Regions from separate parts of the Homo sapiens genome. Here region 1 is linked to region 2. A link is an interaction called in ENCODE POLR2A ChIA-PET data of the cell type or tissue named here. Cell type or tissue: OCI-LY7. All regions are shown on one strand. Links, peaks and the distances in the headings refer to the core of each region. The heading gives the core; the rest is flanking DNA. Region 1 has its middle 380 kb from the start of PCSK5. Region 2 overlaps LOC105376091 (a long non-coding RNA gene).

The links. ChIA-PET counts read pairs that join two places held together with the same protein. Peaks named below come from ENCODE experiments on the same cell type or tissue, not always from the same donor. Only the 100,000 strongest peaks of a DNase experiment are listed, where the experiment ranks them.
Region 1: POLR2A ChIA-PET joins it to region 2 with 6 read pairs; 2 of 35 experiments call an interaction of 5 or more read pairs at or near these places.

The regions. Positions count from the first base shown.
Region 1 is chr9:75,506,992-75,522,630 of GRCh38, reverse strand. No RefSeq gene overlaps it. Among named protein-coding and RNA genes, the nearest start is that of PCSK5, 380 kb to the left of the region's middle. In OCI-LY7, for the core only: no CTCF peak of the experiment used is centred there; no DNase peak of the experiment used is centred there.
Region 2 is chr9:75,870,908-75,886,546 of GRCh38, reverse strand. It overlaps LOC105376091 (a long non-coding RNA gene), which reads right to left. Exons shown (of 3, transcript XR_929952.2): 3 at 7,025-7,306. Among named protein-coding and RNA genes, the nearest start is that of PCSK5, 12 kb to the left of the region's middle. RefSeq lists a silencer at 8,633-8,682. In OCI-LY7, for the core only: no CTCF peak of the experiment used is centred there; a DNase peak (open chromatin) is centred at 8,606.

The DNA.
Region 1 (15,639 bases), core at 4,643-9,642, 360 kb after region 2:
AAAAAAAAAAAAAAAAAAAAAAAAAAAAAAAAAAGTCAGCCGATTAGCATTCTTAAATCTGTGGTGTAACCTTAATTCCCTTGTGCCATATATAACCTAAGATATTCAAGTTTCCAGTTATGAGGATGTAGGCATCTTTGGAAGGGGGAGGTCATCATCCCATCATCCTGCCTTCCACATGGTTCTTTGGGACTTCTTTCTTAGAATGCCATTATATTCAAAGCAAGTTCTGGTTCTAACAGAAAGCAAAGTGTGGCCTTTTGTCCCTACTCACTGAGTCATAGGTATGTTTAATGCACTCAGCTGGTACTCACTTTTAGGCTCACTGAACTCCCATGCACTGTGGATCCACCCGAATTCCACACTCCTGAGGCATAGCGGATATACTATGTTAAAATAAGGTAGCTAGGAATTATCAAACTGCATATCACAGGCATCTCCTCTGCTCAAGTACATGCTCCATTGTCCCACCAGACTTCATTCACAAAACACGAAGATAAGGTTAATAAGAATTTCGGCCGGGCGCGGTGGCTCACACCTGTAATCCCAGCACTTTGGGAGGCCAAGGCGGGCGGATCACGAGGTCAGGAGATCGAGACCATCCCGGCTAAAAACGGTGAAACCCCGTCTCTACTAAAAATACAAAAAATTAGCCGGGCGTAGTGGCGGGCGCCTGTAGTCCCAGCTACTTGGGAGGCTGAGGCAGGAGAATGGCGTGAACCCGGGATGCGGAGCTTGCAGTGAGCCGAGATCCCGCCACTGCACTCCAGCCTGGGAGACAGAGCGAGACTCCGTCTCAAAAAAAAAAAAAAAAAAAAAAAAAAAAAGAATTTCAAGATAGTGATAGAAAAGCTTTAAACCAAGTCGAGGGTCCTTCTGAGTACAAAGCCCTGTGCAACTGCACAGGTCACATGTCCACGAAGCCAGCTCTGCCCTCATAAACCCTAGTGCATTACTGGCAACTTTCAGGAAGTTGATGTTTGAAAAGAGTATGTCTTGACAGAAACAGAAGTTTGATTTTCCACAGATTTCTTAATCATCAGTTTTCACTCACCAGCAAAAACATGTCCATACCTTTTCATACCAGATGCTTGTATTTACTATGATGCCACCCGTGATTAAAGAAGAAAAATAAGTGGTTTTTGTGGTACCGTACATGGTCTTTTTTCAAATGCAATTAGATCCATTTGTTAGCTGCTTAAGAAAAAGAAAGTTTTAAACTGGAAATTATTTTTATTTAATTATATTGCTTTGTTTTGTTTTGTTTTGTTTTTAGAGATAGGTTCTTGCTCTATTACCCAGGCTAAAGTGCAGTGGCACAATCGTAGCTCATTGCAGCCTCCAACTCCTGGGCTCAAGTGATCTTCCCACCTCAGCCTCCTGAGTGTAGCTGTGGCTACAGGAGCAAGCCACAACATGTGGTGTATTATTAAAATACATAAATACTATACATTTTTTTATTTTGAACTTAAAGTATATAAGTCTACATTCATTGGCAATCATTAGATATACAGCTACATTCTTCCTCTTCTTTGTGCATCAAAACTCTGATTGGAGTTCCATATCTGTCTTGCATAAATCACATCCATGATGCATAATCTATGATTTCGAGCTCGGGTTTCTTTAAAGTGATGCAAGACACTTTAGAGAAGATGCTTGTGAACACTTATATATAATATTAGTGCAGTCTGAGTTCAAAATCCTTCTAGTTTTATAATCCCCTTCCCAAACTTCTATAGTTGTCCACATATAATTCAACAGAATTTTATTATTGTGACTAGACTTTATACAGTCTTCCAAAGCTTCAATTATATTTTCAAAGGAATAATAACCTTTTTAAACTCACATTTCATTGACTTATTTAACATTTAATTAAGTTCCTAATTACATAAGTACAATTAGCATAAATATAAATATTTAATCAAATTATATAATTTGCTAAGTACAGTTGCCAAATAAAGTTTAAGAACCAAGAGAAGTGACTTTGGTAAGAATGTGACTTCAGTGGCAGGAATAGATTTTGGCAGGCTCGTAGAGATCAGTTGAATAGGGCTGGGCATGGTGGCTCATGCCTGTAATCAGAGCACTTTGGAAGGCTGAGGCGGGAGGATCACTTGAGCCCAGAAGTTTGAGACCAGCCTGAGCAGCATGGCAAAACCCTGTCTCTACAAAAAATTTTAAAAAGAGCCAGGTGTGGTGGTGTTTGCCCATAGTCCCAGCTGCTTGGGAGGCTGAGGCAGGAGAATCACTTGAGCCCTGGAGGTGGAGGCTGCAGTGAGCCATGATTGGGCCACTGGACACCAGCCCTAGTAATAGAGCAAGACCCTGTCTCAAAAAAACAAAAACGAGAGATTAGCCGAATAGCAGTGACCACTAAGTATCAAGAGGACATCATGTCTTACTCAGACAATGAAAGTCATCATTTGATTTGGACATGTGGCTCAGGGAAAATTGGTTTCAAATACGTAGTCCTATTTCAAAGGACTACCCTTAAAAGATTCCATTTTCTTAAGAAGTTTCTTTATACAAAGCTCAAAAGAACTAAAGAAGTCTCAATTTTTAATCACTGTCTTTTCAGATGTCATTTTCTCTTTAAGGCTTTCCCCTCCCTGCCCATGCGGAGTTAGTCACTCCCCAGGCTCTGTCCTCTTACCCAGCCTGACACAGCATTCATCATGTAGTATTGAATTATTAGCTTTTCTGTCTCACTCGCTACTTAGAAGGCACCCCCATAAACATTCCTGGACACATCTGGTGCCACAAAGTGTACTTGTGCTCTGAGATTCTCCTTTGTTAGTTATAAAACTTTACTTTGTCAAGTCATTTCATTATATTATTTTTCATTCTCTGAATCGAATCTTTATGCTTTCCCTGAATAAAAGAGTAAAATCTGTCGATGTACACACAGAAAGTTCTCAAATAAGGTCATTTTGTTTAGCTTCATTTTGTTATAACATTGATGAGGGAAAAAAATGGATTCCCTTGGAATTCAGAAAAAAAATTTCACGCAGTCAGGGCCACTGTCTGTGTGGTGTCTGCATGTGCTTCCCATGTCTGTGTGGAGTCTATGTGTCCTTCCCATGTCCGCATGGAGTCAGTGTGTCCTTCCCATGTCCGCGTGGAGTCTGTGTGTCCTTCCCATGTCTGCTCGGAGTCTGTGTGTCCTCCCCATGCCCGCGTGGAGTCTGTGTGTCCTTCCAATGTCCGCGTGGAGTCTGTGTGTCCTTCCAATGTCCGCGTGGAGTCTGTGTGTCCTTCCCATGTCTGCGTGGAGTCTGTGTGTCCTTCCCATGTCCGCGTGGAGTCTGTGTGTCCTTCCCATGTCCGCTTGGAGTCTGTGTGTCCTCCCCATGTCCGCGTGGAGTCTGTGTGTCCTTCCAATGTCTGCATGGAGTCTGTGTGTCCTTCCCATGTCTGTGTGGAGTCTGTGTGTCATTCCCATGTCTGCATGGAGTCTGTGTGTCCTTCCCATGTCAGCGTGGAGTCTGTGTGTCCTTCCCATGTCCACGTGGAGTCTGTGTGTCCTTCCCATGTCTGTGTGGAGTCTGTGTGTCCTTCCCATGTCTGTGTGGAGTCTGTGTGTCCTTCCCATGTCAGCGTGGAGTCTGTGTGTCCTTCCCATGTCCGCATGGAGTCTGTGTGTCCTTCCCATGTCTGCGTGGAGTCTGTGTGTTCTTCCCATGTCCACATGGGTGCTGACCATGTACTCTGGTTTCCTCCCACATCCCAAAAGATGTGCAAGTTAGATTCATTGGCTACATGGTCCCTGCGTGAGTGAGCGTGATTTTGTGTGTGAGCATGTCCTGTCCAGAGTCGTCCCTGTCTGTGGCCCTGAGCTGCAGGGATAGGTTCTGGCTACCTGACACCCTGAACTAAAATTACTGCGTAAATAATTATCTTTTTTTTTTTTTTTTGAGACAGAGTCTCATTCTGTGTCCAGGTTGGAGTGCAGTGGCGCAATCTCAGCTCACTGCAAGCTCTGCCTCCTGGGTTGCCATTCTCCTGCTTCAGCCTCCCGAGTAGCTGGGACTACAGGTGCCCGCCACCACGCCCGGCTAATTTTTTGTATTTTTTTTTTTTTTTAGTAGAGATGGGGTTTCACCGTTTTAGCCAGGATGGTCTCAATCTCCTGACCTTGTGATCCACCTGCCTTGGCCACCCAAAGTGCTGGGATTACAGGCATGAGCCACCATGCCTGGCCATAAATAATTATCTTACTTGTTTTCATTAATCTTTCTGAAATGTGTGTATACTCACATTTATTTCAATGTTTAAGATTAGAAGTGTTTTGGGTCTTTATTTACAAATTTGATGATGCATGTGTGACCAGAAATACACTATATGAGCTTAACTTTTGTTTATATCAATTAGCCTATGGTAAAATTGATTTCCCTATACATAATTTCCCTCAAAGTCACAGTTTCTGAGAACCTATTGATGACATTAACTGAGTGCTTACTATACAGTGCTTGGAACAGTGCTGGCACAGAGAAGTTATGTGTTTCTAGTAATATATTTTCACCGGCATATAAACTTTCATCTTAAATGTCATTTTGGATATATTCTAACTTCCAGTCAACGTTTTCATATCTTTAGAGATTGAGCTATAAGCATAAATTTAATTGTTAACTTGCTGTTACTCTAAGCACTTATCATTGTCACTTACTATTACAGTAGCCACTGCAAAACTTTTCATTTCATTGATCACTTTTACATTTGGTAAGAAAATTAGAACACTTTAATTTTAGTACCAATGTTATGATAAGAGCTGACAAATTGTAACTTTTGCTGGGACCCTAATCTGGAAGTATTTGTCTCACTAATTGCAGGAGTGATTTGCATCACTCCACAGAATTATGCCGTAGGCAAGCTTTTTTTACATTATACTGCATTATGGCTCAGGGCACACCTCATCTTCATACACATTCTTCATAAACTAAACTTGGAACTACCCTCCAACCTGTGTTTGCACCTTACCTGGGCCAATTCTTAATTCTCCTGATATTACCCTCTGATTTGATTTACTCATTCATCTTGACCACATTTTGGGTTCCCCTGCCCGGAAATACTTCCCTGAAACACCTTCTTGGTTTATTTTCCAAATTGATCCAGCTTAGACAAAAGTCCAGCCACTAGAAATCCCTGTATGGGCAAATTTACATCACAGTCTATAAGCTGTATAACCACCACGGCAGGCTTTGGTGCAGTGTCTACTGTGGCTATAAACACATAACTCCCATCCTTCCAGGTGGAACCCAGAAATCCTGAAGTTTGTTTGGTTTGTTTCTTTGTTTGGTTGGTTTCTTTTACTTCTCAAAATCATTATTACCTGTGAGAACTCCTAGGTGGTTTTTTAAGTCTTATCATCTGACATTGACATTAGCAAAGAAGACAGTGCTTCATGGACAAGACATCAGGGTGAAGGGAGACAGGGATGACTGTGACATGGGTTAAGCAAATGAGAAGGAAGACATTGGAGTTAAGAAGGAGAACATGCTAAGACAGTAGGGAATAGCCGCCAACACATTTTGTGTGGTTCAAAATTTTACCACTGATCAGTGGTAGTTTAACATTTAAGTTAGTCACAGTCTCCATATTTTCAAACCCAAAATATGGGGCAGATCAATGTCAGTCATGTAGACAGTGAAATAAAATATTTGAATCATGATTGGTCTAGAAAATCTGCAGGCCATACACTGAGACCATATAACTAACTTAATTCTGCAGGGCAAAATGAACACTGGATAGAAAGGAGTTAATTCCTAATTTGCATATTGATGGCAACCTTCTTGCTTTTGTCTATCTTGATTCACAATTATGTGAGTTACTTTTGTTGCCTAGAGCAAGTAAAACTTTTCCATAGCATTAATAGGCTGACAATGCATATATGAGTATGTGCACATATGAGATTCTTCCAAGTGCCATAGGTTTCATACCTGCAAATATGTTGTAAGACCCTTGCTTTGACACAGGTAGAAGAAATATATGCCTTGATACATAACATGGTAAAATTGTGGACCTAGGGTCAACTAATCAATTACTGAAATAGAGGATATGATAGGTGTGGTGGCAGGGAGGAGATGGGGGGACAGCAATGCATCTCATTTTTTTCTCAGTATTTGTATGAGAAGTGACACTGAAGTTCCCCTTCTGCCTGAATGGCCTAATGGCAATAGTTCTATTATAGCTTCTTTGAACCTCATACCAATATTATCTTTCTTGGATATCTATACTCTTCTTATATATTTTTATTCCTCCTCTCCCAGCAAAACTCAAAACATTTTCACCATTCTTATCACATTAGTTATTTGAGTTGTCCATTCATGAGTATGTAGGAGAAGATACTGTTGGACCAACCACCTAGATGTAGAAAGTTAAACTAAATTTCCCACTGTCTCAGAAAATAAGGTGACCAACTCCTCTATTTTACAGGGACTGAAAGGTTCTCTGGGAGACAAGACTTTCAGTGCTATACCCAGAAAAGTCCTGGGCAAATAGGACTGAACTAGTTCACCTACATGAAAAGTTTAAACAGGACATTAAATCAAAATGGCAGGTAAACACTTCCTCTTACCTAAATCCCACAAAATGGCAAAAAGGGTATTGAAAAATGATAAAATAAATTTGCGACTATTCAGGAAAACAAAAGAAAAAGGGGAAGGAATTCCTGAAAGATAGCCAAGATCAGGTATAAAAAGAAACAAAAATAGCTTAGAGTGCTTTAAATCAGCTTAGAGGGAAAAAAAACATGAAGGTAAGAGAGGCTTGAGGGAAATCTTAGCCCAAAATAAATGGAGACAAGAGAATAGAGAAAATTCCAAGGCAGTCATTAGGGTAAATAGTTGAAGATGTACACTCACAAGACTAAGTCATTTTTCTCCTTCATACCTTTGATAATTTATATTAAACATTGAGCAGCAGCCATTTGTAGCAACAACCTACAGCAATAAATATGGATAGTGCAGCCAGAGAGAGAGCTGTGCTCTAAGAAGCAACTGAAGGAAAACTCAGGTCCTAAAGTACTAAAATCAAGCTCAGAATAATTACAAATATACATATATATATATATATACACACACACACACATAAATATCTACATACACATACCTATGTCTACCTATCCATTTACATACATACATGCATATATGCCATGAAGCAAGAATATTACTTAATAGAGAAACACTAGAAACATTCCCACCAAGGTCAGGGACAAGGCAAAGATCCATGCTAACTGCATGGTTATTTAACATCATATTAGAATTATTAATTAATGCAACTAGACAAAAAATAACTTGAGCCATGAAAGGAAATATATTATCTATATTTGTAGATGACATGATAATACACCTGGAAAACCCTAGATAATTAATGTAAAACTAATTCAAACAATAAAAGCAAAATATAAAATTAATATAAAAAACCAATAGTATACACATACACAAATAATATCTAAATAGGACTAACGGAAGCACAATTTACCAATAGCAGCAAAATGAACTTAAAAAATAAACCACAAAAAAACCTTAGAAATAAACTTAACAAATCATGTTCAAAATCTGTATAAACTATGAAATACTTCCTCCTCATGTTGTTTTATTTTGGACAGTTCAACATCATCAAGATATAAATTCTCCCTGAGTTAAAATACCAAAAAGCTTTTTTCTAGTGTGGAACAACTTGATAATTAAGTCCACATCAAATAATAAATATGCAAGAATATAATTGGGAAAATGCTGGGAAGAAAAAGAGCTATGAAAGGGGCCTAGCTCTACCAGATATTAAAATGTCACAAAGCCACAGTAATTAAAACAGTGTAATGATACACAGAGAGATAACCAGACCAATGGAATAAAAAAGAAAGTCTAAAAGTAGAATCAGCATTTTATGGAAATCCAGTGTATGATGAAAGTGAGATTTCATAACACTGAGCCTTTTTAAAAATGGTGTTGGGGCTCGGTACAGTGGCTTATGCCTATAATCCCAGCACTTTGGAAGGCCAAAGAGGAGGATTGCTTGAAGCCACGAGTTTGAGACCAGCCTGGGTCACAAAGTGAGACCCCAGTCTCTATAAAAATTAAAAAGAAGAAAATTAGTTAGCCAGATGTGGTGGTATGCACCTGTAGTCATAGCTACCTGGAAGGCTGAGGCAGGAGCATCTCTTGAGCCCAGGAGTTCAAGGCTGCAGTCAGCTATGATCATACCCCTGCACTCCATCCTGGATGATACAGTGAGATCCTATCCCTAAAAAAACAAAAATATAGTGCTGGGACAATTGGATAGCTATTTGCAAAAGATACAGTTAAATCCATTCCTCACATCATATGCAAGATTAAAATCCAAATAGTTCAAAGATCTGAATGTTTAAAAAACAAAAAAACTATATAAGTAATAGAAGAAAACAAAAATGGATTCCTCCATGGGTTTGGTATAGGAAAACACTTTCTATGATTCTAAATGCAGATGCAATGAAAGATAACAAATTTAACTACATAATTTTTTCATTTATGGCAAAAAAACTCACTACAAGCAAAATAAAAAATAAAATAACAAATTTAGAGGAAATAATTGAAACATATAAAGAAATAATACCCCTAATATATAAAAATTAAGAGGAAATAGATTTTAAAATTATGTAAACGTAGACAAAAGACATATACAGACATATACATATAAAATGACTTTTAAACATATGAAAAGATACTCAATTTCACTCAGAGAAATTCAAATTCAAACTGTACTCAGATAACATTTCTCACCTAAGAGATTGGCAAAGATTAAACATATTGGCAATGTATTCTATTGGAGAGGCCATGGATAAACATGAACTTTAATACATTAATTGTTGATAGAAATAGAAAATTACACAATTTCTATGAAGAGAATTTGACAATATCTACATAACTATATACACATTTATCTTTTGACTCAGCAATTCTACTTTTTGGAATTTACTCTGAAGATACACTTCAAACAAAATGAAAATACATAAGCACATGGCTATTCATCACAGCATTATTTGTAATTGCAAAATATTGGAACATACCTAGATACCTAAAGATGGGTTGAATAAACCATGGTTTATATACACATTGATATACTATGTAGCTACAAAAAAAATGAGAAAAATCTCTACAAATTGATATGGGGTGTTTTCTTGGCTATATTGTTAAATTTAAAAAAAACAGCAAAGTGGAAAAAAATTACAGAAGAGAAAGAGGAAAAAATTATAAATCTGCTTAGTTTTTGCAGGAAGGCAACACAGGGAGATTAAACAAAAAATAAATGAAATTGACTACCTACAGGAATGATTGTTTTGAGGTAAATTGTGTTCCTTCAAAATTCATATGTTAAAGTCCTAACACTTACTACCTCGAAATGTGACCTTATGTGGAGATAGGGTCTTTAAAGATGTAATCAGTTTTAAAATGAGGTCATTAGAAAGGGACCCAATTCATTATGACTTGTGTCATCATGAAAAGGGGAAGCTTGAACACAGAGACATATGAAGAAGGAAGGTGACTGGAAGAGGCAGGGAGAAGATGGCCATCTACTAGCCAAGGAGAAAGGCCTAAAACATCCTTTTCTCACAGCCCTAAGGAGAAACCAACCCTACAGACACCTTTATTTTGGACGTCTAGCCCCCAAAACTGTGAAACAATAAATTTCTGTTGTTTAAGCCACTTAATTTTTGGTACTTTGTTACAGCAGCCCTAGAAAACTAATACAATGGTGGTGGTGATGGTAGGGAGAAAAGGATGTGTTCTGGGTTATCTTAGTGTTTAACAAATTATCCCAAAACTGGTACAGTCATTCAACAACTATGTGATTTGACAAGTCATGAATTCTGGCAGGGCATAGTGGGCAACAGCTCTTCACTGCATAGTATCTGAAGCCTCAACTGGGGTGGTTTGAATGGCTAGAGGGCTGGGACAACTCAACTGAGGCAGTGTGCCTGGGTCGAGTGGCATCTCCTGGAGTGGGTGTGTCCAAGATGGCTTCTTCACTCACATGTCTGGCACCTGGAAGTGGATGGCACAAATAGCTGGCAGCATTGTTTTCTCTTTACATCATCAGTTTGGTCTCCCTCACAATATGGAGGTCCCAAAGAAGTTAAGGTTATTACATGTGGCTTAGGTAATAAGGCTGAGGGCTTATTACATGATGATGTCTGCTCCCCAAATATACATTCTAAGGGGCAGGAAACAGAATACCAAAACTGACACAGCATCATTTCCACCACATTTTTTGGTCAAAGCAGTCATAGGGCCAACCTAGATTCCAGAGGGTAGAGATATAGACTCTGCCTCTTGATGAGACAATAGCAAAGTTGCAGAAGACCATGAGGAGGGAAGATGTTGTGATCATCTTTGGAAAATACAATAAGCTGTAATGTGGAGGAGACAGTAGAAGAAGTTACATTTCTATGAATATACCTTTTATAAATAGTTTTGATTTTGAGAGGCATTTTAGTGTTCTAGAACAGGTGTCAGCAAACAATGGCCTGCAGACAAAATGCAGCCTGCTGCCTGTTTCTGTAAATAAGGTTTTGCTGGTTTATTGGTAAACCAGCAGAGTTGAGTAGTAGAATAGAGACTGCGTGGTCCACAAAGTCTAAAATATTTACCATCTGGAAATCTACAGAAAAAAATTTGTTGGTTCCTCCTTTAGAAAGTAAAAAGTAATTAATTAATTAATGAAATCCACAGAGTTAGGGAGGAAAAAACCTAAAACTGATTGCAAACAGTATCAGATGAGCCTATCTGCAATTCAAATGAATAACATAAGTTCACTGAAAGGGCCAAGAAAGAATTCATTAAAGTACCCATTGAAATGAAGAATATGACTGTACACCTTCTGTCTAGGAAGAAAAGAACATTGCAAACAAATCCTGGACTCTTGTGTAGGTTTGTTATTTTGTAGTGATGTTGGTGTAAACATTTTGAAACCAATTTATGTGTATAGTGGAATTAAGCAAGTGAACAAATGGTTGAGAAAGTATTGATGCTGTTGGAAGTGCTGTTTCACTGCAGAAGATGGAGACAACAAGGTGAAAGGGAGCAAGGCAAAAAAAGAGCCTTGACGGAGTTGGGCTAATGCTGTAGGTATCCGTAGAAATCTATATCTATATCTATATCTATATATCCTAATTTTCTTTGCTGAAATGCCTAGAATCAATGACGCTTGGCACCTCGGTATCAATAAGCCTATTTGGTGCCCACATATTAGTTTCTAAATGCCACTTTCCATTAAAGGGACCAAGGGCTTTTTGAAGAAATAGCAAATTCCAGAACTAAAGTAGAGAGGTAATAAAATGAGCCTGAAACATCTTCTTGTGCCAGAAAGTAAGGAAGTAGTAAAAAAAAAAAAAAAAGAAAAAAAAGTAATTGGGCATGTTAAAAAGACACAGGTAAGTACTCTTCAAAACTGTCATTATCAAAAACAAGGAAAGCCTGATAGACTGTCACAGACCAAAAGAGGCTAGGAGTCATGACAGCTAAACATAATGTGTATTCTGAATAGGATCCTGGAACAGAAAAAGGACATTAGGAAAAAACTAGTGAAATTTGGATAAAGTGTGGAGTTTAGTTAATAACAGTAATGTGCCAATGTTGTTTCCTTAGTTATTACAAATGGGCCATAGTTAGATGTCAATAATAGGGAGAAATGTGTGCAGGGTATGCAGGAATTCTCTGTGTCATCTTTACAACTTTTCTGTAAAATTATTCTAAAATTAAAAGTGTTTTTAAATGTACTTCAAAAAAAAAAAAAAACAACACACAGAGCTAGCTTGAAGATGCTCCTACTGGTCAAATCTAGAACAATTAAGTAGTAATGGGTTATGATGCAATGAATAAGGTATGAATTCATGAGTTCAGACTGATAATAAATAAATATTCTTAGTGGCAAAGGAGGGGCTCTTTCTTCCAGTAGAATTCCAACTGGTAAGTGTGTATGGAGCATGAGTTGGAAAATCACTATTTGCAACCATTGGAGTTAGAACCGGTTTAGGCAAGAATCATCAGTGGGTGCCAAATCTGCTGGAGTTGGACTCTGATGATTTTCATTGCCTTAAGTGTCTCCCTCAAAATTTCTTGTTATATTTAAGAATGGAAAGAAATGTTAATTTCACAGTGGAAAAACATGAAATATCTTAGCTTGGTGATCAAAATTAGCATCTCTAATGAGGTACATATGGATATGATGTACATCCAGACATGATGCCCTGTTAAGGACATATAAACTATTGTAATATTCTAATTAGGGATACAGACTTGAAATCTAAGCATGAGGAAATACCAACAAACAAACAAACAAACGGAAAAACCCAATGGAAAAATTTCTACAAAATATTTTTTCTACCAAAACAAAACAAGTGGCCTATATTCTTAAAATATATCAAAGTCATGAAAGCTAAAACAAAACAAAGACTAAAGAATTGTTCCTGATAAGGAAGATGAAAGAGACTTAGCCATTGAGTGTAGCGGTAGATCCTGGGCTGAAAGAATAAAGATGCTACAAAAGACATTATAGGGACAATTTATAAAAATGAGAATCTGGACTGTAAATTAGATAAAAATATTGTACCAATGTCAAATTTCCTGAATATAACTACACTGTGGAGATGTAAGAAAATATCCTTGTTTTTAAGAAAAACACATTGAAGAACTATTGAAGATCAAATGATTATTAGGCATGTGCCCCACTTTCCAATAGTACAGAAAAAAAAATGATATGAGACTGAGTGAAAGACAGAAAAAATTATAAAGCAAATCTGGCATATTAGGTGAATCTGGGTAAAGGGACTTAGGGAGTTCTCTGTACTATTCTTGTAACATTTCTTTAGGTTTGAAATAACTTTATTTTAAAGTGGAAAGGTAAATAATATTTTTTAAAAATGTGTATATGAACATACATAGCACAAAGTAGGAATTCAACAAATGTTCGTTTTTTGTTTCCTGTCTAATTTGATTAATTGAAAATCATTGTAAAACATGACTGTATTAGAGGGAAAAAAAACTGCCAAAATTCTCTACTTTCAGAAGGTAAGGAGAATGAACACTTGATATCCCAGTTTCTCCCCAAAGAAAGGAATATAAATATTTGAGGATTTGGTGCATAAACTGTGCTTATATTGGCTTCTTTTACTTGGTAGCCACCAGCTTCAAAATCTTTGGAAGGAGATATAACAAGGAAGCTTGTGGTTTCTTAAATAAATTAACTGAATAAATGGATTACTAAAAAAATGCATAGATTGATGGGTCAATGGAACTAAACGTTGTTTTAGAAGAACCTATGACTAATCCAAAAGAATACTCAATCTACTTTAGTACTCGGCTTCCCTTTTACAGGCTATGAAATACCAGGAAGAGACTGTGGCTAAATGGATTAGAGAACCTTCCTTTCCCTGCTGAAATCTGGGGGAGTTTTACAATATTATTCCCTTTAAGTACACAGTTTATTTGAACTCAGATTAGAAGATAAAACACAAATCTACTTCCAATTGACAAGTGGAACAGGATTTGCGATGCAAAATCAACCAGAGAAAGAGCTCAGCTAAGACAAACGTTTACAACTGGGTTGATACAGATCATATATTCTAGATGTGTGAGTCTAATAATCCCTCCACACCAAATTATTCTTCCAGAACATCTTTAAGTGCAAATCAGCTTAATTATGTGCTGTTTTTCTTTTTTGTTCCTGTACAAATTAATGAGAATCCTTCTTAACCCTAAGCAAGACATGACAACGATTAAACTCATGATTGAGAAAACATAAAAACTTGATTTTTTACCCATAAACATTAAATGCCAGGCTCTCAGTCTTCCTTGGCACATCCATGGCCACCGTTCCTAGGTTTGACGTCTCCTTGAAAGCTATAGCCCTGAAATTCTATTTCAATATTCTTACTTTGCATACACTGTGACAGTAAACATCACCTAAGAACCACGCAAAGCATGGTTAAACTTTGTACAGCTTTATTTTATTCAGACTGATACATTCAAATAGGATCTACATCTCCACTGATACACAACTACTCCAAACCACCATCTTCTTGCACCTGGTCTAATATAACAACCTCCAAACTGATCTCGTTTCCATGCTTCCCCCATCTATAGTCCATGTCCCATACGGTAGCAAGGGTAATTGTTTTGAAATATAAATCATGTTTTTCCATAAAACCCACTAGTGGCTTCTTATGCAAATAAAATCCAGACGTATGATATTCCTTTGAAGACCTAGAAACCCTGGTCTCTGCATGCCTCCCCAGTTTCTTCTCCTAAAAACCCCTCCCGCCCTCATGATTATCTAGCCATACTGTCCTTTCTTCAAGCATGCCCAGCTTGTTCTGACCCAGGGCCTCTGCACTAGCTGCTCCTTCCACCTAGAATGCTACTCTGCTTTGAACGGCTGCTTCATACTCATCACTTAGAGCCTATTTTGAATATCACAACACAGAGAGATTTTCTTTGAACACACCATATAAAGTAAATCCTCATTTAGTCAAGCTCTTTCTAACACTCCTAGATGTGTTTACTTCAAAACTCATTACTATCTAAAATTGTGTATTTGTTTACTTGTTAATTTATTTTCTTTCCCTCATTCACTAGAATGTCAGCTACATAAGCAGGAATCTCAGGTTTATGGTTACCATTGTATTCCCAGTATTTAGAATTGTAAGCATTCAATTAATAGACGCTGAAAGAACATGGAATTGAATGAATAATCCCAAGTAAAGCAATGATCTACTAATGTCCTTTGTAGGATTATGACTTACTAAAAATATTCTGGGTTTTTAATTCTCAAGACCACACACACACACTATTCAAACAAATATATGAATTCAACAAAGTTGCCAGATACAAAAGCAACATACAAAAATTTGTTGCGTTTCTATACACTAACAATGAACAATCTGAAAAAGAAATTGAGAAAACAATCCCATGTATAATAGCATTTAAAGGAATAAAATATTTAGCAGCAAACTTAATCACGGAGTTTAAAAACATTAAAGAAGATATAAATAAATGGAAAAGCATCCCATGTTCATGGATTAGAAGACTAACATTGTTAAAATAACCATATTACCCAAAATGATCTACAGATTTAATATAATCTCTATTAAAATTTCCATGATATTTTTTGCAGAAATAGAAAAAAAAATCCTAAAAACTCATGGGACCCTGAGTAGACAAAATCATCTTTGAAAGAGAGGAACAAAGTTGGAGCCCTCACACTTCCTAATTTTAAAACCTATTACAAAGCTGTTGTAATCAAAACAGTATGGTACTAGCATAAAGACAGACAAATAGACCATGAAAGAGACTAGAGATCCCAGCAACAAGCCATCAGGTATATGGTCAGATGATCTTTAAAAAGGGTACCAAGATGACACAATGGGGAAAGGACTGTCTCTTTAATAATCTGGGAAAACTGGATTTCTACATGCAAAAGAATACATTGGACCCTTACACTGTATACAAAAAGGGACTCAAAATGAATTAAGAACCTAAACACAAGACCTGAAACTGTTATACTTATAGAGGAAAACACAGGGTAAAAGCTTCATGACATTGGATTTGACAATGATTTCTTGGATATGACACCACAGTATAGGCAACAAAAGCAAAATAGACAAAT
Region 2 (15,639 bases), core at 5,592-10,591:
TTGCCACAATTTAAAATAACTCTCAGACAAACCATGTAGCTTAGATATATTGAAAAAAATTAAGAAAAAGTGCCGGGTGTGGTGGCTTACGCCTGTAATCCCAGCACTTTGGGAGGCCTAGGCAGGCGGATCACCCGAGGTCGCGAGTTCAAGACCAGCCTGACCAACATGGAGAAACCCCCATCTCTGCTAAAAATACAAAATTAGCCGGGCATGGTGGTGCATGCCTGTAATCCCAGCTACTCGGGAGGCTGAGGCAAGAGAATCACTTGAACCCGGGAGGCAGAGGTTGCGGTGAGCCGAGATCACGCCATTGAACTCCAGCCTGGGCAACAAGAGTGAAACTCTGTCTCAAAAAAGAAAAAAAAAAAGAAAAAGTTAGGTAGGTATGTTGTATGTTATGAGTTCATAAAATATATGTAGATACTAGTCTATTTTATCATTAAAAATATTATGAAAATTAAAATGTATTAAAACTTATACACACAAACACCTACAGACCATAAATAGCACCACTCACAGTTGAAAGAAATGTAAATAAACGTAAAGATGTAATATTAATTACAACTGCATAAAATTGATTGTAATGCATATTGTACTATGGTAATAATTTCTTAGCGACCTCCTGTTGCTATTGCGGTGAGCTCAAGTATTACAAGTATCTGATGACACTAATCATCTCCACATGAGCAGTTAGTTTCTCCAGTAAACGGTGTATCACAGCAAAAAGTGATCTCTCATGGTTCTTGCGTATGTTTCATTCTATTTAGGGCAATTCTGTAAATCTTGAACACCATGGGACCTATATGAAGTGCTAATAGTGATGCTGGAAGGGCTCCCAAGAATTGAGAAAAGTCATGACATTATGAGAAAAAGTTGAATTGCTTGATATGTACCATAGATTGAGTTCTGCAGCTGCAGTTGCTTACCTTTTCAAGATAAATGAATCCATCCAGTGTAAGAACATTGTAAACAAAGGAAAATTAGTAAAGACTTCACTGCAGCTACACCAGCAGGTGAGACAACCTTGCACTGTTTTTCTCACCAGCAGGTGAGAAACATGTATTTTTATTTGATATTGTTAGTGCAGCTTTTATATGGGAGCAGGATTGCTGAAAGAAAGGCATACCTATAGAATCTAATGTGATTCAAGAAAAAGGGAAGTTGTTATATAACAACTTCAAGCAAAAGGAAGCTGAAGAATCTAAAGCTGGAGAATTTAATACTGGCGCAGGATGGTTTGATAATTTTAGAGTTTTGGCTTTAAAAAAAGGCTCAAGATAGGCCAGGTGTGATCAGTGCCTGTAATCCCAGCACTTCGGGAGGCCGAGGTGAGTGGATTGCTTGAGCCCAGGAGTTAGAGAACAGCCTATGCAACATAGTGTGACCCAGTCTCTACAAAAGATAAAAAATTAGCCAGGCAAATTGTCATGCATTTGTAGTCCCAGCTACTCTGGAGGCTGAGGTGGGATGACCGCTTGAGGCCAGGAGTTCAAGGCTGCACTGAGCCATGATCATACCATTGCACTCCAGTCTGTGCCACAGAGCAACACCCTCTCACACACAGAAAAAGAAGCCAAGAAACATACAAAATATGTGTTAATCAACTGTAAGGCTTCCAGTCAACAGTAGGCTATTAGTTAAGTTTTGGGAACATCAAAAGTCATAGAAGATTTTCAACTTCAGGGAGTGAGGGTACCCCTAGCCCCTGCATTGTTTAAAGGTCTACTGTAAAGTATTAACTACCACTTATTAAGCACTAATTATATGCCAGACTCTGGGCCAAACAGGTCTTAATGTTATTCATAGAGCATCAAAGCAGAAAGAGACCAAATATATCATATAATCTAACTTCCTTGTTTAATAGATAAAAATACTGAGGCCAATAGAAAGTCAATTTGGAGGTCAGTAATCCTATCAGGGAAAAGTAACTTAACAAATACATGAACAAATAAAACAAAGGAAGAGCTACATGGATCAAAGATGACTGTGTGCTATGAAACAAGGATTAACAGTAATCCAATTTACTTATGTGAGTTAATAAAATACAGTCAGGAGAATGGAAACTTGATTTAACATTTCAATTCTTTAGATGTTTAACCACTACCACTTAAAACCATGATCCATGACACACGAGCTTCTAGGACAAGAGTTGATTCAGGGTTTGGTACTACATTTAAAGTATTGTATAATATTGATAAAATGGGACACTAATAAGTGAGTAACAGTCTATCAGTTTCAAGAAACTTTAGCTCCTTCTTTGACCTGTTTGAAGTTGGCTTAATTTGACACAGTTGGCTTCCCTTTGTGGACATTTAAATCCTAAAATAACAAACTGGTTCCCAAAAAGCTTTTCTTTTCTTTTCTTTTGAAATGGAGTCTCGCTCAGCTACCCAGGCTAGAGTGCAGTGGCGCAATCTCGGCTCACCACAACCACCATCTCCCGGGTTCAAGCGATTCTCATGTCTCAGCCTCCCAAGTAGCTGGGATTACAGGCACCCGCCATCATACCTGGCTAATTTTTGTCTTTTAGTAGAGACAGGATTTCACCATGTTGTCCAGGCTGGTCTTGAACTCTTGACCTCAGGTGATACGCCCGCCTCAGCCTCCCATAGTGCTAGGATTACAGGTGTGAGCCACCACACCTGGCCCAGAAAGCTTTTCAGTTAAAACTGAAGTGTGAAGGTTGTAGGTGATTTCCTTTAGATATATAGGAAGGAAGTGACACACCAACTGTCTCTTACCTTCTAGCTTCTACTTCCAGTCCCAGATCAGTGTCTTCTTCAAGATGGATATGATGAATGAAAGTGGTTCCCTTCCTACCCCTGGTCCACCTTGGACTTTAGTTCAGAAAGATAGCAGGTAGGGAAAGGATGGCAGAAATCAAAGGAATAGGCTTGAGTCTTTGAGCTTCACCCACTAAAAAGAATGGGTGCTATGCCAATGGCAGCAGCCTATCCCCAAGAGTCAAGGCTTGCTCTTTTTGTAATGTCTTTGGACCCTTTTCTCCAAACATTTTATTGGCTCTTGTATTCTTAAGATCCCCTCAAGGAATCAGGCGATTAATAAGTAATGATGCAGCAACTTCATCTTACTTAGGAAGACAAAGCTAAATGGGTTTTCATAATTAAAATCTTTTTTGAGGTCAGGCGTGGTGGCTTACGCCTGTAATTCCAGCACTTTGGGAGGCCGAGGTGGGCGGATCACCTACGGTCAGGAGTTTGAGACCAGCCTGGCCAATGTGGTGAAACCCCATCTCTACTAAAAATACAAAAATTAGCCAGGCATGGTGGCATATACCTGTAGTCCCAGCTACTCGGGAGGCTGAGGCACAAGAATCACTTGAACCCAGAGGCGGAGGTTGCAGTGAGCCAAGATTGCTCCACTGCACTCCAGCCTAGGTGACAGGGCGAGACTCCATCCCAAAACGACAACAACAACAAAAAAAACTTTTTTGATTCCAAGGACTAGATCTAATTCATTGATTCCCAATGAGGCTTTCTAAATCAAAACATATTCAGTATGATTTTACTTGTCAATATGAAGCAAGATAAATTATAATAAAATTATTTTGAAAATACCCTGTGTAAGCACATCCTTTCATTTATTACATTCCATTGTTTCCAGAAGCTATGTGTCTAGATCACCTACTGCGTCCTGTGTGTGACATAACTTCATTCTTCCGATGGTGTATTCAAAATGTAGTTATTACACGGCCATTGTGCAGCTATTGTTTAGGCATCTCTCTACCAATCTTCCCTGCCCCTGCTTCAGATTTTAGTAATACAGATGATCCCCAATTTATGATGGGTTTACATCCCAATAAACCCATTGTAAGTTGAAAATACCATAAATCACAACTGCATTTAATACCCCTAAACTTTAAAATATCATGGCTTAGTCTAGCCTACCTTAAATCTGATCAGAACACTAACATTAGTCTACAGTTGAACATAATCATCTAACACAAAGCCTATTTTATAATAAAGTAGAGAATATCTCATGGAACATGTTGAATACTGTACGTTGCCTCAAAATTATGATGGTTTCACACACTCGTAAAGTCAAAAAACCATGAGTCAAACCATTGTAAGTCAGGGATGGTCTGTATGTGAAAACACACACACACACACACACACACACACACACACACCAAAAATAAAAATAAAAAACCAGACATCTTCTGTAACTCTTAACCTTTCAATTCATGATAAAGGTGTTTATCAGTAAGACTTTTCAGAGCCAGACCTCACTGCAATCATTTTCCTGGAAGAAAATGAGTTCAGGTTCAACTTATACCAATGAGCAGCAAATATCCTTCTGTATTATGTATCTAGAGTGGCAGCAATGTTCTATTTTCAAAAAGGTTACCCTACACGTAGAAATAATTTATCAATAAAATTTTATTTTTCTAAAGATTGGTGGAATACAGTTCAGCAGAAAGCTTAGAAGCTTTCAAATTTAAAAAGCGTAAGACTTCCCTGGCTCTGTGTTTACAAGTTCCCTGTGATGTCTCAAAAACAGATACTGCATAAAGAAAACACAGACCCCAGTTTGAACTCTGGCAAATGCTACCCTTTTAAATCCTATGACTTAGTTAGCTTTTCCAGAAATTCAGCAACTAAGTCTACTAAATCACTGGAGAACTTAAGGCAAGCTCCTCTTCAATTTTCTCCAGATATGAACAGTGAAAGCCTATGTTGCAGAAGTGCTAAATAATACTATAACACACATTTGTTGTATGAATGCTAAATATTGCCTTCTCTGAGAAAATGAGACCAAGTTCTATGAACATACTGTGCCTCATAGTTAGGGTTTGAGTGAGGAGAACATCTTTCTCTAGTACGGTTCTTTATTTATTTAAAAATAATTAGAGCATTGTTTTGAGATCTGGCAGCATATTGAACTATAAAAGGTGAGCATAGATTGAATGCTATGTGGAAAGAACAGGCAATATATTCAGTATCATTAATCATTTCTTATTCTAGTCTTTGTCGTACATTTTTTTGTGTGTCCATACAGATACAAGTTGGCAAATTCATAGGATATTTGCATGTTCACATTTTGGCAGCAAAATAAAAAATGAAAAGAATTTTGTAGTAAATGTCAGCAATGAAAAACCATGACATTCTATAAAACTGGGCTATGAATTATTAGAAAATAAAATCTTAAGGGATGACAGTAGTTGAGACTTCTAGGCTCAAAGGAGCTAGATGCTAGATGCTTGATAGAAAAGAAAAGTTACACTTACAGGTAAAAAGCTGACCACCTAAAGGTCAGTGATATACTTAAGGCCACAGCATTGGCTAAATGAAAAAATTGATTTTATATTTAATACCCTGGACACTTTAGAAAACACTTTTTCTGCTCAAGTGTATGTGTGGGGAGCTCCGGGTTTAGCAGATTGATTCTCATGATTTGAGAGATGTGAGGTTCCAGAAGTGGTTCAGCTACGTGTGGAAACTAATGACTCTGAAACAAATTATCTGATCAATATTCTATTATCCAATAGCTCTTTTACTTACATTGGGCCTAGAATGCAGCAATTCTCCTGTGTTAGTCATGTTCTCTGCATGTTTAATGATAAACTCTCTGCTAAATGGAGTCTGGGTGGGAACAGGCCTTTTCCTTTCTACAAATTCAAAGTAAATTTCCCTGAAAACATCTGGATCAAATGAAAAGAGGAAATTGATGAATCTGCATAGGAAGGGCGAAAGTAAACCCTGTCACACTGATTGGTTAAATAATGACCCAGAGTGATCTTGATGACTAACACTGACAGAGCACTGATACAGCATTTATATAGACTTTACAAAATACTTTCAGCTTTTCATCATATTTACTTCTCACAGTGACATGCCAAATAAGTAGAGACATTGTGATTATTTTAACACTGTCATAGCTATCAATATCAGGTTACAAATATGAGAAGTCGACAGTGAAATGATTCGTTCAGCTGCACACCAGTAGTGAGTGATGGGGCTTGAACTGGAACTCAAGTTTTCTGAAGCCTATATTTGTACTATTCCACCATTCCAGAGTTACAACAAAGTCTCTGCAAAGATAAGCCCCTGAAAATACGTACTTTTTTTTTTTTTTTTTTTTTTTTTGAGACGGAATTTCACTCTGTCACTCAGGCTGGAGTGCAGTGGCATGATCTTTGTTCACTGCGATCTCCGCCTCCCAGGTTGGAACGATTCTCCTGCCTCAGCCTCCTGAGTAGCTGGGATTACAGGTACACACCACCATGCCCAGCTAATTTTTGTATTTTCAGTAGCAACGGGTTTCACCATGTTGGCCAGGCTGGTCTCGAACTCCTAGCCTCAGGTGATTCACCCACCTCTGTCTCTCAAAGTGCTGGTATTACAGGTGTGAGCCACCGCACCCAGCTGAAGATATGTGGTTTTGTTTTATCCCTGCGCATATGCCAATCATTCATTCTGGAAAGTTCTTACAGTGTCAATTGAGGAGGAAGGACTGGAGGATTCAAAGCTGAGAGCCTTTCTTCAGGGCTTCCTGGGTCTGTCAGCGAGCAGCAGTTACTTTTCACCTCCTCCTCTCATCTCTCTTCACCTCAAAGTTCAGTCATTCCTCAGCTCTGTCCCTAGACGAATATCCAAATCAACACTACCCAGACATTTGTAGGATGAAAGTGAATGTTTGATTCATTGTGTCTAAAATGCTTTTCTCCTGTCCTGACCGAATTCAGAGGTTTTCTTTTCACTTGCTAATTATCCAGGTCCGACAAACTGTGGATGCAATTAATTGCAATATGCTGATTGTGATGAAATTCCAGTAGCTTTATGAGAAACAATAGCAAAGTCTGTTGGAATTCATTACAATAGACACTCTTACAAAGAATTCTCTTAAGATTCCCAGTAACATGTTTATTTTATGAGTGGTTTCTATTATCAGAGCTATTCTTACATGATGACAAAAGGTGCATTTTAAGAATTGGATCCTCCCCACCATCTCCACCACCACCACCACTACCACACACACACACACACACACACACACACACACAAACTCAGGCACACACAGGCACATCCCCAACACACATAATAGTCGGTAGAACTTTGAGACACACAGAAAAAGGTTCATGCAGACATAAATGGAAGGATTCAGGTGGCAGATGCCACAAGGAAAATTCATTATGGTTTAGAAGCTTTAACGGAAGATTTATGGCAAATTTAATTTCTTTAGCCTACATTAGCCCCATTTTTCTTCCAACACTTCCGTTGCTCCAAGTTTTCTATCCATCTGTATATTCATCACAGGTTGTCTTTCAACACTCTGATCTTCACTGGAATGAATAATAAAAAAATTAAAACAGTTTGAGAAAAGGAGAAATGTAGTGATATTTCTTTTCACTGCTGAAAAATAACGATTTTCATATATATGTACTCTTTTCTAGTATTGGTCTGAAAACAAACATATATTTATTAAGTTATAAACTTACCACAGATACACTTTTATATTCTGCATTTTTGAAGTAATATATGCTATAAATATGTCTCCATGGTCTTTGTAATTATCATTTTGATGACCATACGCCATTGGGTTGATGTATCATAATTTACTAAACTCTATTGTAAGATATGTAAATTGTTTCCAATTTATTATTGTGTATATAATACAGCAGAGAATGTCTTCATGAGTAAAGGTTGTGTGTGTTTTAATTTTTTTTCCTTAGGATGAATTCAAAACCTTCAGGTCTCTCAGGTTCCAAAAATTAGATAATAGTTTGCAGCCTCAAATTCTAGAGAGACCAGACAGGTAATTTAAACAAGTGAAGTGGGCCAATAAATATTGTGAACTGAATCACATCTTGTCTCAGCCCTGACCACGTTCCCTGAATCTACGGCCCTGTCTGCTAATCTTGCTGCCTCCATCTGTCCACCCATCCATCTGTCTATCCATCTGTCAGTCAGTCAGCCAATACTAGCTGGGTGCTATGATCAATGACTAATATAAAATTCACATTTTTCACAAAGCTTTAAGCTATTGGGTGAAACCCTTGAATTGATTTTTACAGTCATGTGCCACATCAGGATGTCAACAATGGACCATATATACGATGGAGATCCCATAAGATTATAGTACCATATTTTAATTGTACCTTTTGTATGTTTGTGGGTTTTTTTTTTTTTTTCAGAGTCTCCTTCTGTCACCCAGGCTGGAATGCAGTGGCATGATCTCAGTTCACTGCAATTTCCACCTCCCAGGTTCAAGCGATTCTCCTGACTCAGCCTCCCGAGTAGCTGGGACTACAGGCGCATGCCAATGCACCCAGACATTTGTAGGATGAAAATGAATGTTAGCTAATTAGCTAATTTTTGTATTTTTAGTAGCAATGGGGTTTTAGCTAATTAGCTAATTTTTGTATTTTTAGTAGCGATGGGGTTTCACCATGTTGGCCAGACTGGTTTCGAACTCCTGACCTCATGATCCACCTGCCTCAGACTCCCAAAGGTGCTTGGTGGGATTACAGGAGTGAGCCACTGTGCCTGGCCTTTTTTTTTTTTTTTTTTTCAGAGATGAGGTCTTGCTCCGTCAGTCAGGCTGGAGTGCAGTGGTGCAAACCTGGCTCACCACAAGCTTGACTTCTTGGACTTGCTTGAGTGATTCTCCTGCCTCAACCCCCCAAACAGCTGGGGCTATAGGCTCGTGCCACCACACCCGGCTAATTTTGATTTGATTTTATTTTTATTTATTTATTTAGAGACGGAGTTTTACTCTTGTTGCCCAGGCTGGAGTGCAATGGTGCGATCTCGGCTCACCATAACCTCCGCCTCCTGGGTTCAAGCGATTCTCCTGCCTCAGCCTCCCGAGTAGCTGGGATTACAGGCACCTGCCACCAGGCCTGGCTAATTTTGTATTCTTAGTAGAGATGAAGTCTCTCCATGTTGGTCAGGCTGGTCTTGAATTCCCGACCTCAGGTGATCCGCCCGCCTTGGCCTCCCAAAGTTCTGGGATTACAGGTGTGAGCCATCACACCCGGCTTTTTATATATATATATATTTTTTAAGAGATGGGGTTTTGCCATATTGCCCAAGCTGGTCTCAAATGCCTAAGCTTAGGCAATCCGCCCACCTCAGCTTCGGCAATCCGCCCACCTCAGCTTCCCAAAGTGCTGGGATTACAGGCGTGAGCCACTGCACCCAACCCTTTTTTATGTTTAGATACACAAATACACAATTGTGTTCCAATTGCCTACAGTACACAGTACAGTAACATGCTGTACAGGTGTGTGGCCTAGAATACCATATAACCTAGGTGTGTAGTAGGCTATACCATCTAGATTTGTGTAAGTACACTTTATGATGTCCATGTGATGACAACATAGCCTAAATATGCATTTTATAGACTGTATCCCTGTCATTAAGCGATGCATGACTGTATCTAATTTGTTTAACTGTTAACGTCAAGTGCTGACATTAAGAGAGAGGTGAAGCGATGTAGTGCTGCTGGAGTGGTCTAGGCAATTTCATGGAGGAAATAGAGCTTGAGATAAACTTGAAAGAATGGGCTGGGAGCTGAGTTTGAATAGAGTGAAAATATCATGATTCTAATACTTGGTAGACTTCTCAGTGCCCTTTATTAAGAATCTTGAGATTTTAGGTACTTTTTATACCTTTATTTTTAATTTATTTTTTTTGAGATAGGGTCTTGCTCTGTTGCCCAGGCTGGAGTGCAATGGCACGATTTTAGCTCACCACAGCCTCAGCCTCCTGGGCTCAAGCAATCCTCCCACCTCAGCCTCTCAAGTAGCTGGGACCACAGGCATGCGCCACCACACACAGCGAATTTTTGTATTTTTTGTAGAGATGGGGTTTTGCCATGTTGGCCAGGCTGGTCTTCAACTCCTGGGCTCAAGTGATCCTCCCATCTTGGCCTCCCAAAATGCCGGGAATACAAGCGTGAGCCACTGTGCCCAGCCCTTTTTATAACTTTAAACTAAAAGTAAAACTTTAGACAAATTAAATGTAACAGAGTTTAACTGAACAAAGAATGATTCTCAAATTGGGCAGTCCCCAAAACCAGAATAGATTGGGAGGGACTCCGGGACTGCCACACTGGTTGGATAGGATTTATTTTTATTTTTATTTTCATTTTTATTTTTTGAGACAGAGTTTCACTCTTGTTCCCAGGCTGGAGTGCAATGTGCGATCTTGGCTCACCACAACCTCCGCCTCCCGGGTTCAAGCGATTCTCCTGCCTCAGCCTCCTGAGTAGCTGGGATTACAGGCACACTCCACCACACCTGGCTAATTTTTTGTATTTTTAGTAGAGACAGGATTTCTCCATGTTTGTCAGGCTGGCCTCAAACCCCCTACCTCAGGTGATGCACCCGCCTCAGCCTCCCAAAGTGCTGGGATTATGGGTGTAAGCCATTGCACCCAGCCGGTTGGATAGGATTTATGGACAGAAAAGGAAAGTGATGTATAGAAAATGGAAGTGAGGTACAGAAACAACTGGATTGCCTACAGCTCAGTGTTTGCTTTCCTTGAATAGGTTTGAACAGTTGGCTGCTCGTGATTGACCGAAACTGGCTGCCATGACTGGCTGAGACTCAGCTACTTGTTACAAGAGTAGGTTGCAGCCTGTTTACACATCCAGTTAGTTGACAGTTCACTATGTATGCAGAAACCTTTAGGCCAAACCTAAAATATATAAGGATGCAGAATTAGGCTAAACTTAATTTAACAAACCATTCTCCAACTTTCCAGGTTGAAAAGTACCAAGGAATCCCTCTTCAACCAGAGAGAATCTTTATGACTTTGTGTTTTCCCTTAAGCTTAGAAGTCAATTCTGAGCATGGTGTGAAGGTTTGGACTGTTGATTAGAGAACAGTTGAAAGGGACCTGGAGAGGTTGCTCTGTTCCCTGAGATGTTTAAAATCCATTCAAAATAATCTCCTAGTCGTCAATATATTGGCTTGAGCAGGAAAATGCTATTACTATAAGCCTTCCATGCAAAGATTTTTGTCTGACATTGTCTGCCAAGAGGTTCTCCAAAATGCAGCTTTAAGCTTCTATAGTAACCAGAGATCAGGAGTATGTTTCCAATAAATTTAGGCATTCTGAACGACAGTTTTATAACTTAAAATTTGCTTGAAACACTGCAATCTAGTTGATAATACCAGAGGTGCTACTCAAATGAGACAGTCAACGAAGATCACCAATTTCCCTTCTGACAAAGAATGGCCATTGCTCCCATCCCTTCAGGTTTCATTCATGAGGTTTTCTCTTTAAATAGGAGACGACTAAAGTGTTCATTTCTCTTCTTTTACTCTTCCCCTTTTTTTCTGTTTAAAGTCTTTGATACTTCTTGCCTGCAACTTTAATTATTTAATTTTTTCACTGCATTATTTAAAGAAAAGACAGTTCTGAGACTGAAGTATGCATGAAGACAGTATGACTCCATGCAAAATTGAAGAAATCTGCGTAACACTGCACCACAGCAGATAATTTAGTACAGAATACATTGCAATCTCTACTCCTGTCTTACCTTAATATATATATTTCTGCAAATGTGGACTAAATGACCATTTTGCGGCTGGGTGCGGTGGCTCACACCTGCAATCCCAGCACGTTGGGAGACCGAGGTGGGCGGATCACGAGGTCAGGAGTTCGAGACCAACCTGGTCAATACGGTGAAACATCATCTCTACTAAAAATGCAAAAATTAGTCCCAGCTACTCAGGAGGCTGAGGCAGAAGAATCGCTTGAACCTGTGAGGCAGATGCTGCAATGAGCTGAGATATTGTCCTTGCACTCCAGCCTGGGCAACAGAGCAAGACTTCATAAAAAAAAAAAAATTAAAAAGACCATTTTGCTTAATGGTATCAGATACATATCAATTAAGAAAAGACCTTCAGGAGCTTGAAGAAAGGCATTATATGTGAAGGCATATCATTATTTTTTGTTAAAAGCATTTAGAAATGGGTCAAAGTAAAGACAAGACTAGAAATGCTTATCACAGCATTTGAACATAAAATTTTCCTCCCAACCTACAAATGGAATAACAGTAGCACTGGAACACAAGTACAATTTGTAAGAATGCATGATTCTTTTACACTGATGACACATTCTTCAATCAAAAATTTAATTACCTCAAAAGTAGAGATAGATGTACTTTATTTTCCTAATTTTTTTCTATACTTTTATTTATCCTAAATCTTTTTTTATTTTTAATGCCTGTGGGCACATAGTAGGTATATATCTTTATGGGGTACATGAGATGCTTTGATATAGGCAGGCAATGTGAAATAATCACATCATGGAGAATGGGATATCCATCCTTTCAAGCACTTATCCTTTGGGTTACAAACAATCCAAGTACACTCTTTTAGTTATTTTAAAATGTAGAATTAAGTTAGTATTGACTGTAGTTGCCCTGTTATCCTATCAAATAGTAGGCCTTATTTATTCTATTTTTTTTTGTACCCATTGATATGGTTTGGATTTGTGTCCTCATCCAAATCACCTACTGAATTGTAATCCCCAGTGTTGGAGGTGGGGCCTGGTGGGAGGTGATTAGATCATGAGGGGAGATTTCTCAGGAATGGCTTAGCACCACCCACCTTGGTACTGTCCTCCTGACAGTGAGTTCTTGCAAAATCTGGTTATTTAAAACTGTGTGGCACTTCCCCCTTTGCTCTCTCTTCCTCCTGCTCTGGCCATGTCATGGGCCTGCTCCCCCTTCGCTAAGCAGGTTGCCACTATGCTTTCTGTACAACCTGCAGAACTATGAGCCAATTAAATCTGTTTTCTTTACAAATTGCTCAGTCTCAGGTATCTCTTCATAGCAGTGTGAAAATGGACTAATACACCCATTAACCATCCTCACCTCCAGCCCCCGACTACCCTTCCCAGCCTCTGGTAACTATCCTTCTACTCTCTATGTCCATGTTTTCAACTGTTCTGGTTTTTAGATCCCACAAATAAGTGAAAACATGCAATGTTTGTCTTTCTGTGCCTGGCTTATTTCACTTAACATAATGGCCACCAGTTCCATCTATGTTGTTACAAATGACCGGATCTCATTCTTTTTATGGCTGAATAGTACTCCAGCGTGTATATGCACCACATTTTCTTTATCCATTCATCTGTTGACGGACACTTATGTTGTTCCAAATGTTAGCTATTGTGAATAGTGCTGTAACAAACACAGGAGTGCAGATATCTCTTTAATATATTGTTTTCCCTACTTTTGAGTATATACCCAGCAGTGGGATTGCTGGATCATATGGTGCCTCCATTTTTAGTTTTTTGAGGAACCTCCAAACTGCTCTTCATAGTGGTTGTACTCATTTACTTTCCCACCAACAGTGTACAAAGGTTCTCTTTCTTCCACATCCTCACCAGCATTTGTTACTGCCTGTCTTTTGGATAAAAGCCATTTTAACTGAGGTAAGATGATATCTCATTGTAGTTTTGATTTGCAGTTCTCTGATGATCAGTGATGTTCAGCACCTTTTCATATGCCTGTTGCCATTTGTATGTCTTCTTCTGAGAAATGTCTATTCAGATCTTTTGCCTATTTTTGATTGGATTATTCAATGTTTTTCTTATAGAGTTGTTTGAGCTCCTTAATATTCTGGTTGTTAATCCCTTGTGAGAGGGATCATTTGCAAATATTTTCTCCCATTCTGTACGGTGTCTCTTCACTTTGTCGACTGTTTCCTTTACTGTTTAGAAGCTTTTTAACTTGATGTGATCCCGTTGGTCCATTTTTGCTTTGGTGGCCTATGCTTGTGGGTATTGCTCAAGAAAGATAGATGTACTTTAAAAAATCATTTTCTGATTGGAACAGTACAAGTTTATTGTGGAAAACAATAATATAAATAAAAATATTTCATAATCTCCCAAATAACAAAACTCTACTCACCATCTTGGTGTATTTTTTTTTTAATTCTCTTTCTCTCTGTTGGCATTATACAAATTATATCTATCTATATATTTATATGTATAAATACATAAATAAAAATATAAAATATATACATAAACATGCATACATATATACGTGTATGTCTGTATGTACATACATATGCACATATATACATGCATATAGTTTTATTCTATTCTAATATTTTAGTTATGCTCACTTATATATTTCAAATATATTATTTCTATTTTCCTACTTATTTCTAAGTATGTGTTTTCATGGCTGCAAAAGAGTCTATCATATGAATGTACTATACACACATACAAATTCATTATATATACACACATATACAGTCACGTATCACTTAATGACAGTGATACATTCTGAGAAATGCATCATTAGGCAATTTTGTCATTGTGTGAACATCACAGAGTGCATTTCCACAAACCTAGATGGTACAGCCTACTCTACTACACACCTAGACACAGCCAACTGCTCCTAGGCTACAAATCTGTACAGCATGTTACTATACTGAATACTGTAGGCAATTGAAACACAATGTTTATGTATATATTTTATATTTTTATTTATAGCATTGACATATCTAAACATAGAAAAGGTAATGCATTGAGCTACGACGTTGCCAAGGCCATGATGTCACTAGGCAATAGGAATTTTTCAGCTCCATTATAATCTTATGGAACCACTGTCGCATATGTGGGCTGTCGTTGACAGAAATATCATTATGTAGTGTATGACTGTATAACCATTACTCCATTATTGGAAATATAAACAGCTTACAATTGGAGTACATATTACAGATAATGCTGTATCAGCATCTAGAAAGAGGCCCACCTTTTGGTCATAAGATAGCAGAGTTAAATGATTTTCACAGAGTAAGTTTCATAAAGTTCCAGAATGACTTAATAGGTTTCCTGAAATTTCCTTGTATAACTTTTGAGATAATCCACTCTACATGAAAATCACATTATTGTAAAAAACACTATAATGAACGTATATTGCATAGTATTCACACCATGAACACGGAAATAACACTGCTAGGCTCAAATTCAAGATTTACTGCTTTTTGTGTGATCTTACATAAATTCCTTAACTTTTTTCTGTCCATCTCTATTTTTAAAATGAGTGTAATTCTAGGATGTACTTATAAATATATTGTGAAGATTAAAAAAGTTATGAAGAGGGATTTAGCATGTTACTTCACACAGTTTTGTAATAAAATTACACGCAAATGTTATTTTTATTAATATCTTAGTCTACGAAATATTATACACCAAAATACCTCTGAATACCATCAAGTAGCAAGTGTTACTTTACTTTCTCCCTGCAAATATTCTAAAGGCTTTTAATTGGATTCCATGTCAAAAGAAAAAAAACTCAACTTTTGGTTAATCTAACTGATTGTGTTAGTGTGCTATCTCTATCATTTATCTACTTTTTTATGTAGTAACACAAATAGTCTAATAGATCCATTGCATTATATTGTGCAGAGACTATGATACTGAGTTACCCTTGGTAGAACATGCCTTCTGATTTGCCCAGATTCTCATACCTATACCCCTTCTACACAGTATCTACTGAGAATTTTTCTATCTGGGCTATGAATCTAAGACATAAGAGTTGGTGCAGGCTGTCAAAGAGGTACAGATGAGTAGACCTGCTATTACTTTGTGACTCAATTCATTTTGGAAATTCTGTCTGGGAATCAGAGTGGCTGACTGTAAT